2 separate regions of the Homo sapiens genome follow, and region 2 is linked to region 1. Evidence: chromatin loops called from intact Hi-C (ENCODE). Cell type or tissue: sigmoid colon. All regions are shown on one strand. Links, peaks and the distances in the headings refer to the core of each region. The heading gives the core; the rest is flanking DNA. Region 1 has its middle 6.7 kb from the start of TRE-TTC1-2. Region 2 overlaps MTRF1 (mitochondrial translation release factor 1).

Evidence for each region. A loop is a pair of places that touch in the nucleus more often than their neighbours do. Peaks named below come from ENCODE experiments on the same cell type or tissue, not always from the same donor. Only the 100,000 strongest peaks of a DNase experiment are listed, where the experiment ranks them.
Region 2: it touches region 1 in a loop (3-fold over the local background); 14 of 110 quality-filtered maps call a loop at or near these places.

Annotation. Positions count from the first base shown.
Region 1 is chr13:41,051,448-41,056,836 of GRCh38, forward strand. It overlaps a transcript of ELF1 not described here. Among named protein-coding and RNA genes, the nearest start is that of TRE-TTC1-2, 6.7 kb to the right of the region's middle. RefSeq lists an enhancer at 2,192-2,241. In sigmoid colon, for the core only: CTCF peaks have their summits at 2,963 (motif pointing right) and 3,162; no DNase peak of the experiment used is centred there; H3K27ac peaks cover 1,398 bases.
Region 2 is chr13:41,219,500-41,224,888 of GRCh38, forward strand. MTRF1 (mitochondrial translation release factor 1) reads right to left here. Exons shown (of 10, transcript NM_004294.4): 9 at 3,757-3,855. The region is part of intron 3 of KBTBD6-DT (KBTBD6 divergent transcript); the gene reads left to right. Among named protein-coding and RNA genes, the nearest start is that of KBTBD7, 28 kb to the left of the region's middle. RefSeq lists a silencer at 2,851-2,900. In sigmoid colon, for the core only: a CTCF peak has its summit at 2,934 (motif pointing left); no DNase peak of the experiment used is centred there.

The DNA.
Region 1 (5,389 bases), core at 135-5,134:
TCGATGATAAACACAGACGTTTGAACAGCTGAGGTAAAATGAATCCCATTACAACCTTGAAAAGTTGAATTAAATGTTTGATTAAAACTGAAAATGAAAAACACACACACACACACCTGAAAACGGATAAAAAAGTTTCATATAGAGCAATATATCAACACATTCTAAATCAGAAATGTATCTTGGTCTCTGGACTCTAAATTCAAAAAACTTTAAGTAATAAGATTAAACTGCAAATAAAGATTTACGACAATCTAGAATGACTCTCTGGATCAAAAAGTCACTAGGCTAGGCACCTTCCCACAAATTTAAAATAAAGCACAAAAATGTTTTAAGTCAAAGGTGTGTATTCAATAGTGATTAGTGTGCATTCAAAAATAAAAGATGTTTTAAAGTTTGCATACACACAAAATTTATAGAATAGTTATTGCTTTTTCAAAGTTCAAGTCGTCTATATTAGAATCACTTTTCTTTCTTTCTTTTTCTCTTTTTTTTTTTTTTTTTTTTGAGACAGAGTCTCACTCAGTCTGTCGCCCAGGCTAGAGTGCAATGGCATGATATCGACTCACTGCAACCTCCACTTCCCAGGTTCAAGTGATTCTCCTGACACACCCTTCAAGTAGCTGAGATTACAGGTGTGCACCACCATGCCCAGCTAATTTTTGTATTTTTAGTAGAGACGAGGTTTCATCACATTGGCCAGGCTGGTCTTGAACTCCTGACCTCAAGTGATCTGCCCACCTCAGCCTCCCCAAGTGCTGGGATTATAGGCGTGAGACACTGCGCCTGGCCAGAATTACTTTTCAAAGAACAAAATGTTTTAGTATTTAAATTTGTGAAATGAACTCAGGAGTGAACACTTCCATTAATCCTGAAATAGTAACCATTATAGCATAAAAATGTAGAAAGATATTGTGTGATAAAGTCTCTTAAGTGCTGGTGAAATGTTAAACTAAAAATTTATGTAAGTTCATTGTCATTTACAATTTTAAAAAGGATATCATAGCAAAACCATTAAAGAAGACTAGAAAACAAATATATCTTTAAGTTTATTGACTCTTCATTCAATACCTAGGTGAAGAGTAAATAGATCACCAAGTATTTTGAAAGTTACCTTCCTTGGCCAGGCACAGTCGCTCACGCCTGTAATCCCAGCACTTTAGAAAGCCAAGGCGGGAAGATCACCTGAACCCAGCATTTAGAGGTTGCAGTGAGCCATGATCATGACACAGCACTCCAGCCTGGGAGACAGAGAGACTCCCTGTCTCAATAAATAAATAAATGAGTAAATACTTAAAAATAAATTTAAGAAAGTAAGCTACTTTTCTTAAACTGTATCTAAATAATACTAACCTAATCTAAATGATCTACATTATATGGCAATTTACCTTGTAAACCTACATAAACGTGCACTTTCATCATAGTCTACTTCACTTACAATTACACAGCACTGTTTGTAGAATGTGAGACATATGTGTTAGCAAAAAATAATTTTGAAAAGTTACCCACAACTCCATATATTTACTTTGAAAAAGTTAAATAAAACCGAACACTTAAAGTTTATTGCATTTGTCACACTACATTTTTCAGAACTGACTCAGAGAAATATTTAAATAATTAAAATCACCAGGCACTGTGGCTCACGCCTGTAATCTCAGCACTTTGGGAGGCTGAGGCAGGAGGATCACTTGAGGTCAAGAGTTCCAGACCAGCCTGGCCAATACAGTGAAATTCCATCTCTACTAAAAATACAAAAATTAGCCGGGTATGGTGGTGCACGCCTGGAATCCCAGCTACTCATGAGGCTGAGGCATGAGAATTGCTTGAACCCGGGAGGCAGAGCTTGTAGTGAGCCGAGATCATGCTACTGCACTCCAGCCTGGGTGACAGACTGAGACTCCGTCTCAAAAAAAAAAAAAATTAAGATCATTAACATTATATTTGACCATTAGTACATTACCAAAACGTAAGGTCCTTATGGTAAAGTACCAGGTCTCTATGGTGAAGTATCAGTGGCAAGGGGGTCAATCAATGATTCATCCATTCTCCTCAGTGTGGATATCACCTTCTTAAATAAGGCACAATTGCTGACCCCAGATGGCTGCTTCAACCCACTTCTGCTTTACTGGTGACACAAATTTCAAGCCCTAAATGGCTACCCCACCCCTTCTGACACCTCTGGGAATTCAAGTGTGTAAGATATTTATAACATTATTGGCTGTAAACAGCTCATCTCTTAGGAAAGTTTTATTTGGTCGTGAGTCCAAAACTGAAACATTTCCTGAGTTGCAGTGAGCAAATAAGTATTTCACAATCACCATTTTATTTTGATTCAAGCTAGTTTATGAAACTACCAAACTAGTATAATTTGTGAGCAGAGTGTCCTTCTAAATAAGTAGCGTAATATAAACCAAACTCATTTGTATAAATACAATTAAGGCAATCCATCCAAAACGTAGAGAACTTTTAACAACTACAACCAAATCCACAAAAAAACGAGGCAAGAAGGCCACTTTCACTTAGCCAAAAAAGGGTGTGGGGGGATGTTTGATATATTTCTCAAAAAATATAACTCTCAAGGATAATACCATATGTCTTATAAAATGGGATGAAAAAAATCAGTACAACAAAAGGGATAAATGACCATTTCACAACAGGCCTACATGCCACAATATTTTAAAAAACCAACCCTTCCATATGAAATTTCTAGAGCAAAGAAGTACCATCTAAAAACCACTCTTGAATCATTGCAGCTTTTTAAAACTACTGGTTCCATTTTAGATTCCCTTTATTTAAAAGCCTCAGAAAAAATTCAGAGAAAAAATTAATTTCAAGCTTTCTATTTAATGAGCATCACTGCATGCACCAACGTGGAAGAACCAAAGCCAGTTCTAAAACAGTAAATCGCAAATGAATGAAACTTTAATTCTTGATGGTTTTAGTCCTGATATTTTGTCCACAGGGTGGCAGTCTCACAGTATTAACTTGTTCATGGAGTCAATGCACAATTTCAGAGTTCGAAAGCCACAGACACACGCAGGTATGCAATAAATTTACTAGCTGGCCAACCCTAAGAGTAAAAACTGCCAGTCCGCTGCAATAAAATCTGTGCTTCATAACTTCTCTATTTCTTTTAGAAATATTTACTTTCTGAAGTCGTAGATTTTTTCCTTCAGTGTTATCTGTTGTATCTGATCCTTTCTATTCTGCTGCCACCACCCTATTTAGGGAGAGAGTAGAAGCAAGGAGAGATGTTAGGAGATTATTATTGGACTGCGGGAAGTCCTTGACCTTTGTCAAGGCCTAATGGAGTGGGAACAGGAAAGGGACAGTGGAGATGGGGAGCACAGACATAATCCTTCCATCCACCAGTTCAACCTGCACGTTACTACCAAATTCATTTCATTAAAACATTCCTCGTATTACCAGAAATCTCTTTTCCTAACTAAACTCCTTAGCTCCAAATCCAAGAGGCTTCCAAAATCTCCTTGTCAAGGGGCTTCGTAAAATAAACTTTGCTTTGCTTTAAATAGACCTTGCTTGCCACTTCTTGATTTTCATTCATTCATTCAAATGTTTTCTGAATGTTTACCAGGTGCCAAGCCCTGCTTCAAGTCTGATGATACAGAGGGAAACAAGTCAAAGCCCCTGCTCCAAAGTTACACTCCTGACAGTGGTCTGTGAGCGGGAGGAGGATATGTCCCCAGACACTTCCAGCTCTCTGCAGGTAAGAGGTATCGTTCTTCCTAAGTATGAGCCATTGGAGGCACACTAGGCATCAGGAGGATAGTAAAAACACATTGTCCACTACAGACCCTAATCTATTTTCGCAGCCTTATTTCCCATTCCTATCCTACCTGCACCCTCAGCTCCATTAAAATGTGCTAGTAACTGTTGACATGCCTCTGCTCCTGCTTGCTTCCTCTCAATGCCTTGTCCCCATCCCTGTCTCTACCAGCAAAAGCCTAACCAGCCTTCAAAGCTTATCTCGAATGCTGCCTCCTACAGGAGGCCTTTCCTCATTCCCCTCACACAAACTCAGATATGGATTTTGAACACTATCAAACACTTATGACCCCTGGCTTAGTCCCCTCTGAGCATTTATCAAACTATGTATTGTATCATAATTATCTGTATACTTACCTAACCTCCTCCATCAGTTATTTAATAAGCACTTACCACATTTGTGGAACTAACTAGGAGCTGAAGTTTCCCCATTAAATTATTCCATTATTATTTTAATTTTTATTTTCTAGAGAGAGGGTCTCACCCTGTTGCCCAGGCTGGAGTTCAGTGGTGCGATCATAGCTCACTGCAGCCTCAACCCCCCAGGTTCAAGCAATCCTACCACCTCAGCCTCCTGAGGAGCTGGGACTACAGGAACGCACCACCACACCAGCTAATTTTTGTTTTTTTTTTTCTTTGGTAGAGATGAAGTTTCACCATGTTGCCCAGGCTGCTATTATTTTAAAACAGGTAATATCCAAATGATAAATGTAAAATCAAGAGAGAAAATATTCTATATGCTTTTTATTGCTTCAATCCCTTTTAAGAGTTTAGTCGAGATAAAACTTACATATCATGAAGTTTATCTATTTAAAGTGTACACTTCAACATTATTTAGTGCATTTATAGAGTTATAGAACTATCACTGTAATCTATTTCAGGACTTTCAATCACCCTAAATTTACTATCCACATTGGCAGTCACCTCACCCCAAACCTCCCTATCCCCTCTAATCCAAGGCAACCACTAATTTTCCCTCTTTCTCTATAGATTTGCCTATTTTGGATATTTCATATAAATGGAATAAAAATGTGGTCTTTCATGCCTGACTCCTTAGTGTAATGTTCTTGTGATTGAGTACCTCATCCCTTTTTATTCCCAAATATTCCACTGTGTGGATACACTACATTTTACCTATTCACTCATCAGTTGAGGGACATTCAGGTTGTTTCTACTTTTTGCTTATGAATAATGCTGCTATAAACATTTGTATACAAGGTTTGGTGTGGGCATGTTTTCATTTCTACTGGGTACACACCTAGGAGTGGAAATACTGGATCATATGGTAACTGTTTAACATTTTGAGGAACTGCCAAACTGTTTTCCAAAGCAACTGCACCATTATACATTTCCAGCAGCACTGTATAAGGGTTCCAACTTCTTTACTATTGTTTGAATCTTTACTACATACAGAACAAGAACGATCTCATATGATATCCTTGCCTTCAGGGAACTTATATTGACAGACTAAGACAAGAAATAAACAGAAACAAATAAACAGGTTAATTTCAGATACTAAGAAAATGAAAAAAATGTCATAAAGTAACCAGAAAGTAACCAAGGAAGAGGAAGTCTCAAGCTAAAGTGGTCAGAAAAGATCTGA
Region 2 (5,389 bases), core at 129-5,128, 170 kb after region 1:
AGCTAGACAAATACATAAGCATCACAAAACAATATAATAAATTAAAAAATGAAGGAGAAGAAAGGAAGGATTGTAAGGAACCATGAATTTTGAAGAAAGGTGGCATCAGGGAAAGATTCAGGAAGCCAGAAAGTTTTGAATTTGGTTTTACAAAGAGAATAGTATTTTCCCGAATAGAAATGAGCTGGGCATTTCCATCAAAAGAAGGAGTATTAGAGGCTGGGTGTGGTGGCTCACGCCTCTAATCTCAGCACTTTGGGAGGCCAAGACAGGCAGATCACTTGAGGTCGGGAATTCAAGAACAGCCTGACCAACATGGGGAAACCCCGTTTCTACTAAAAATACAAAATTAGCTGGGCATGGTGGTGCATGCCTGTAATCCCAGCTATTCCAGAGGCTGAGGCAGGAGAATCGCTTGAACCCAGCAGGTGGAGGTTGTAGCGAGCTGAGATCACACCATTGCACTCCAGCCTGGGCAACAAGAGCAAACCTCTGTCTCAAAAAAAAAAAAAAAAAAAAAAGAATGAGTATTAGGACAGGAAAACTGCTGGGGGCGCGGTGGCTCAGGCTATAAACCCAGCACTTTGGGAGGCCAAGGTGGGTGGATCACTTGAGGCCAGGAGTTCGAGACTAGCCTGGCCAACATGGTGAAACTCCTTCTCTATTAAAAACACAGAAAAATTAGCCAGGCATGGTGGTACACACCTGTAATCCCAGCTACTCAGGAGGCTGAGGCAGGAGAATCACTTGAACCCAGGAAGCAGAGGCTGCAGAGATTCCACCACTGCACTCCAGTCTGGGCAACAGAGTGAGAATCTGTCTCGGAAAAAAAAAAAAAAAAAAAAAACAGGAAAACAAAGTACATTTAAATCTCTAAGGCCAGGGGAAATTTCCAGTGTAACTGGAATATAGAGCAGGAGATAAGGCTGATGTCAAGAAATCTGCACAAGGACATTGAGAAACAATAAAAATGTGAAACAATACATTATATGGTAGTCTGTGCTTATTAGCTCGATAAATAAAAGTAAGAAAGTTACCTAACAGAAGAAGTCATAATGAGAATACCAGGTGATCTCACAGAATCCAAGGATAGGAATGTGGAATGTGCAGGGTCACGACTACCACCCGTGGAATGAGACTGAGCCTTGGGAATAAATAAATGTAGGGACTCATATCATCAGGGTTCTTTCTGTCTATTTCTCATTTTTGCTTTTCTCTGTGTATCAATTTCATTCTCTTCTCACTGAAGATGCTTTCTCTTGGTGGCTGAAAATGTGGCCTCTAACCTCTTACATGCTTTATATATTGCAGTTTCAGCCACCAAGAGAGAGAATAATCCTCTCCATCTCTGATCTTAAAATCCTGGGAAGAAACTCACTGGCTAGGACTTATTTGGGTGTCCACTCCAAACAAATCCACTTTTGTCCTGGGTCAGGATCACGATCATGTAAGAATGCAGCAGCTCTGTCAGAAACTGTGGATGTGGTACGAAGGGCAAGTTCTAGAATAAGGGAGGAAAGCTAGGCAAAAAGTTCCAAAAACGCTCACATTCTTTCCTATCTACCCCTTCCATTTGTCCAACAGCTGTTGCCCTGGGGTTAAGATCCTTATCACTTTTCCAGCTTCATCTATGATTTGGTTCCTAAGTTATTCACTCTTTTTTTTTTTTTTTTCTGAGACAGAGTCTTGCTCTGTCGCCCAGGCTGGAGTGCGGTGGTGCGATCTTGGCTCACTACAAGTTCCACCTCCCGGGTTCATGCCATTCTCCTGCCTCAACCTCCCCAGTAGCTGGGACTACAGGTGCCCACCACCATGCCCGGCTAATTTTTTTTTGTATTTTTAGTAGAGATGGGGTTTCACCGTGTTAGCCAGGATGGTCTCGATTCCTGACCTCGTGATCTGCCCACCTCGGCCTCCCAAAGTGCGGGGATTACAGGCGTGAGCCACCGTGCCCAGCCAATTATTCACTCTTACTAGTCTCTTTACTGTCCTTCACACAGATTTTAATGTTTTACTACAGCTACCTTTTTTCATGCTGTTTTCAAACTTTGTTCCTTTCACTACTATGGAATGTCTTCTTCCAGTAGACTAGTTAGTGATTATTAGAGCTTACCAGTGTTATTTTCCTTATTACTTCTGAGTCTGGCATGCTAGTTTGGTTAGTGATATATTATTATTTAGGCCAAAGTCAGATATTTTATAACTACAGAAGCCAGTTAGTTACCTTCCCTTTGTTTCACAACCGAATACTATACTATGCACCTATGGTCCCATCTAAAAGATATTACTGGTCATAAGAATGTGGCTGTCTCCGAAAAAATTGTCACTACTAGAAAAACAACTGAAAGAACATAGTGTAATTAGAACAATATGGCCAAACACGTTTCGTTAATACTGTGTGTTTCCGGAGGAAAGGGAAATTAGCAAATATTTTCCTCCTTTTCAACATGGCTATGTTCCTAAGCAAGATAGCCTTATCCTGCTGAGGAGACAGAGGATGTGGCATAAGACATACAGAAATTGACAAACATATTAACCTTGTATAACTAGGACTTTTTTACAAGGTATATTTCCCTTGTAAAACTAGGACTTTAATTTTGAGAATAGGATGGGACAGAGTCAAGTGAAAGAAGCCTTAGGTATCACATGGCACCAAGGAAAAACATCAAAGATTTCTGTCTGCTGCCTTTTCCACATAGTCCTTTATGGGACCAGTTCACTTTCTCCTTCAGTGGCAACAAAAAAGACATTTTTCTGTGCTTCATCATTAATATATTTATATATTTATGTCAGTGGTCTTTGCTGGATGCGATTTAGATAGGTTAATGTTCAAACAATCTTGACCGAGTCTTTTCCCCAACAGCCTAACTGTAACACCTCAATCTAATGAAGACACATTGTGGTAGGGAGAATTCTAAGATGCCCCCTGGTGTACACACTGTGAATAACTCCCTCTCAGTGCAGACAGGACCTGTGAAAATGATGGAGTATCATTCTAGTGCCTAGGTGACTAAGCAGCTGACTTTGAGTTAATCAAAAGGAACATTATCCAGGTGAGCTTGACCTAAACAGGTGAGCCCTTAAAAAGGCCCGAGTCATTCCTGCAAGAAGAGATTCAAAGTGGGAGAGAGTCTCTGGAGGTAGCCACTGGGAAACAACTTCCAACAGTATTTACGCGCTGAAAAGCAGCCTCCAGCTGACTGTCAGCAAGGGAATGGGGGCTTCAGTCCTACAATCGAAGGCAATGGCATTCTGCTGGCAACCACATAAACTTGGAAGAGGACCCCAAGCTCCAGAAGAGTATGGAGCCTGGCCATGCCTTGATTTCAGCCTTGTGAGATCCTGAGAAGATAACTAAGCTCAGTTGTCCCTAGATTTCTGACCTACAGAAATCATGAGATAATACTTTAATCATGGGTACTGCTTTAAGTTGCTATATTCGTGGTAATTTGTTACCTGTCAATAGAAAACCAATACCCATGTATATATGCAGACTGAATATACGTTCATGCATTGTGATTGCATAACGAAGAATTTGGAATTTAGAAAAGACCATTGTTTCAAAATGGCATAAAGATCATTATTTTTTTAACCAGCAAACTAATAAAAGTGTTTGTAAATTTTAGGGTGGCTTAATGATTTAAATTACTTGGTAATATTTTAGATATACTTGGTAATATCTACATATATGTTCTAGAATTTGACTATATTTTCTTCTGAAATCAAAGGTAGGCAAAGCATACTCAGTAGTATTACCTTAATATCACGAACTTCATATGCTATCCTGTGGTCACTGACTCTATCCTGGGTGAAATTATATGTCCGAATTCGCTCTGACTGGGCTCTTGTTCCCACCTGTGCCATAACAAAAAGCAATTTATATTTTACCTTTATAAATGTCTTCATTACAATGGAAAAAGCACTTGGCAAATGACCATTTCAACAATTTAGATACTTTCTAAAAGACATATATACAAAATGACAAAGAAAAAGAATGGGCAGAACTTAATGTTTAATACTACAGGTTTGTAGAGCTCGGTTATAGAATAAGAAGGAATGTTTCTTTGATATTTCAAACTCCAAATCCTTAAAATCAAATTAATCATCTTTCCACTCCAATCAGTTCCCCCTCCTGGTTTCTATAAATGACAGTACCATGTATTCTCTTTTATCCAAGTAGAAAATTCTGACATTCTGCAATTTATCAAACATTTTGTGGGTCTGAGTTTACTATGCCAGGCTTTGACAAAGATGCACACGGCGGGAGAGACCATCTTCAGTTCATCCCATTCTCCAACTGCCCATTTCCAATTGGTTTCATGGGTCTCTTATTATATCCTGCCCTTTCCATTTCTCCTCTCACTCATGGACTCATTACTTTCACCTACAATTCTGCAAAAATCTCCTGATTAATCTCCAATTTTTTTGCTCACATTGTGCTGCCCTGCTTACTCTTCCTACAGTACAGTTTTCTGATAAATTTTCTTTGGTTCCTTCTTGTCTACTGAGCAGACACAACTCAACTCAGCATTCAAGGTACTTTGTAACGTGGCCAATCTTCCCAGTGTTATTTCTGAAAATTACGTTAATCTCCATAATGCCACTAATAATACTATGTCATTATTATGTGTGTGTCGGTTATCTCTGCTATAAAACATCATCTCAAGGGATGCCCTTCTCTAATACTCTCCTACCATTTCTGCCTTTCTGGCCCCAGCAATTGAAATACATTCTCTTCTTCCCTGAAATCCACTGTACTTGGAATGTTCTTCATGGCACACCACAGTTTGTCTCATGCTACAGTTATTTGCATTCTTCTTAGTCTGCTCATCTCCTCCACCTCCCCAACACCCGATATACACAGCACCCTGTGTCAATTGCTGTCACTTTTTAAAATAAGATATTTCTATAACTTATTGTCTTAAACCCTAAGGCAAGTGATATGAAACTAAACTCCTGACCATTAGAAGAATTTTTTTAAATTATGGATTCCTAAGCCCAACCTCAGATATAATGGATCAGAATTATGTATTTTGAGAACATCCCAGATCATCTCTTCTGACAATCAGCCAAGTTTGGAAACCACTGTCCCAAAGCACCATATTAATGGCCAGGACCTCACTCCAGATCAGTTACATCAGAATCTCTGGGGTGGGGCCTGGGCATCTACGAAAGCTTGTTAGGTGATCAGTGGAACCAGGATTGGGAATGTGGCATAATGCCTTCTGTATAAAAGCCAAGTGTATATCTTGGTTGAAGAAAAAAACTTCTAAGCCTTAGAAATCCCTATTAAAACATTTCAGGTAGGTGGATAAGTTATTCAAGAGGCAGTGACGTCTTTTTTGGCTTGTCAATCAGACTACTGAAGAAGACACATGAACAATTTGCA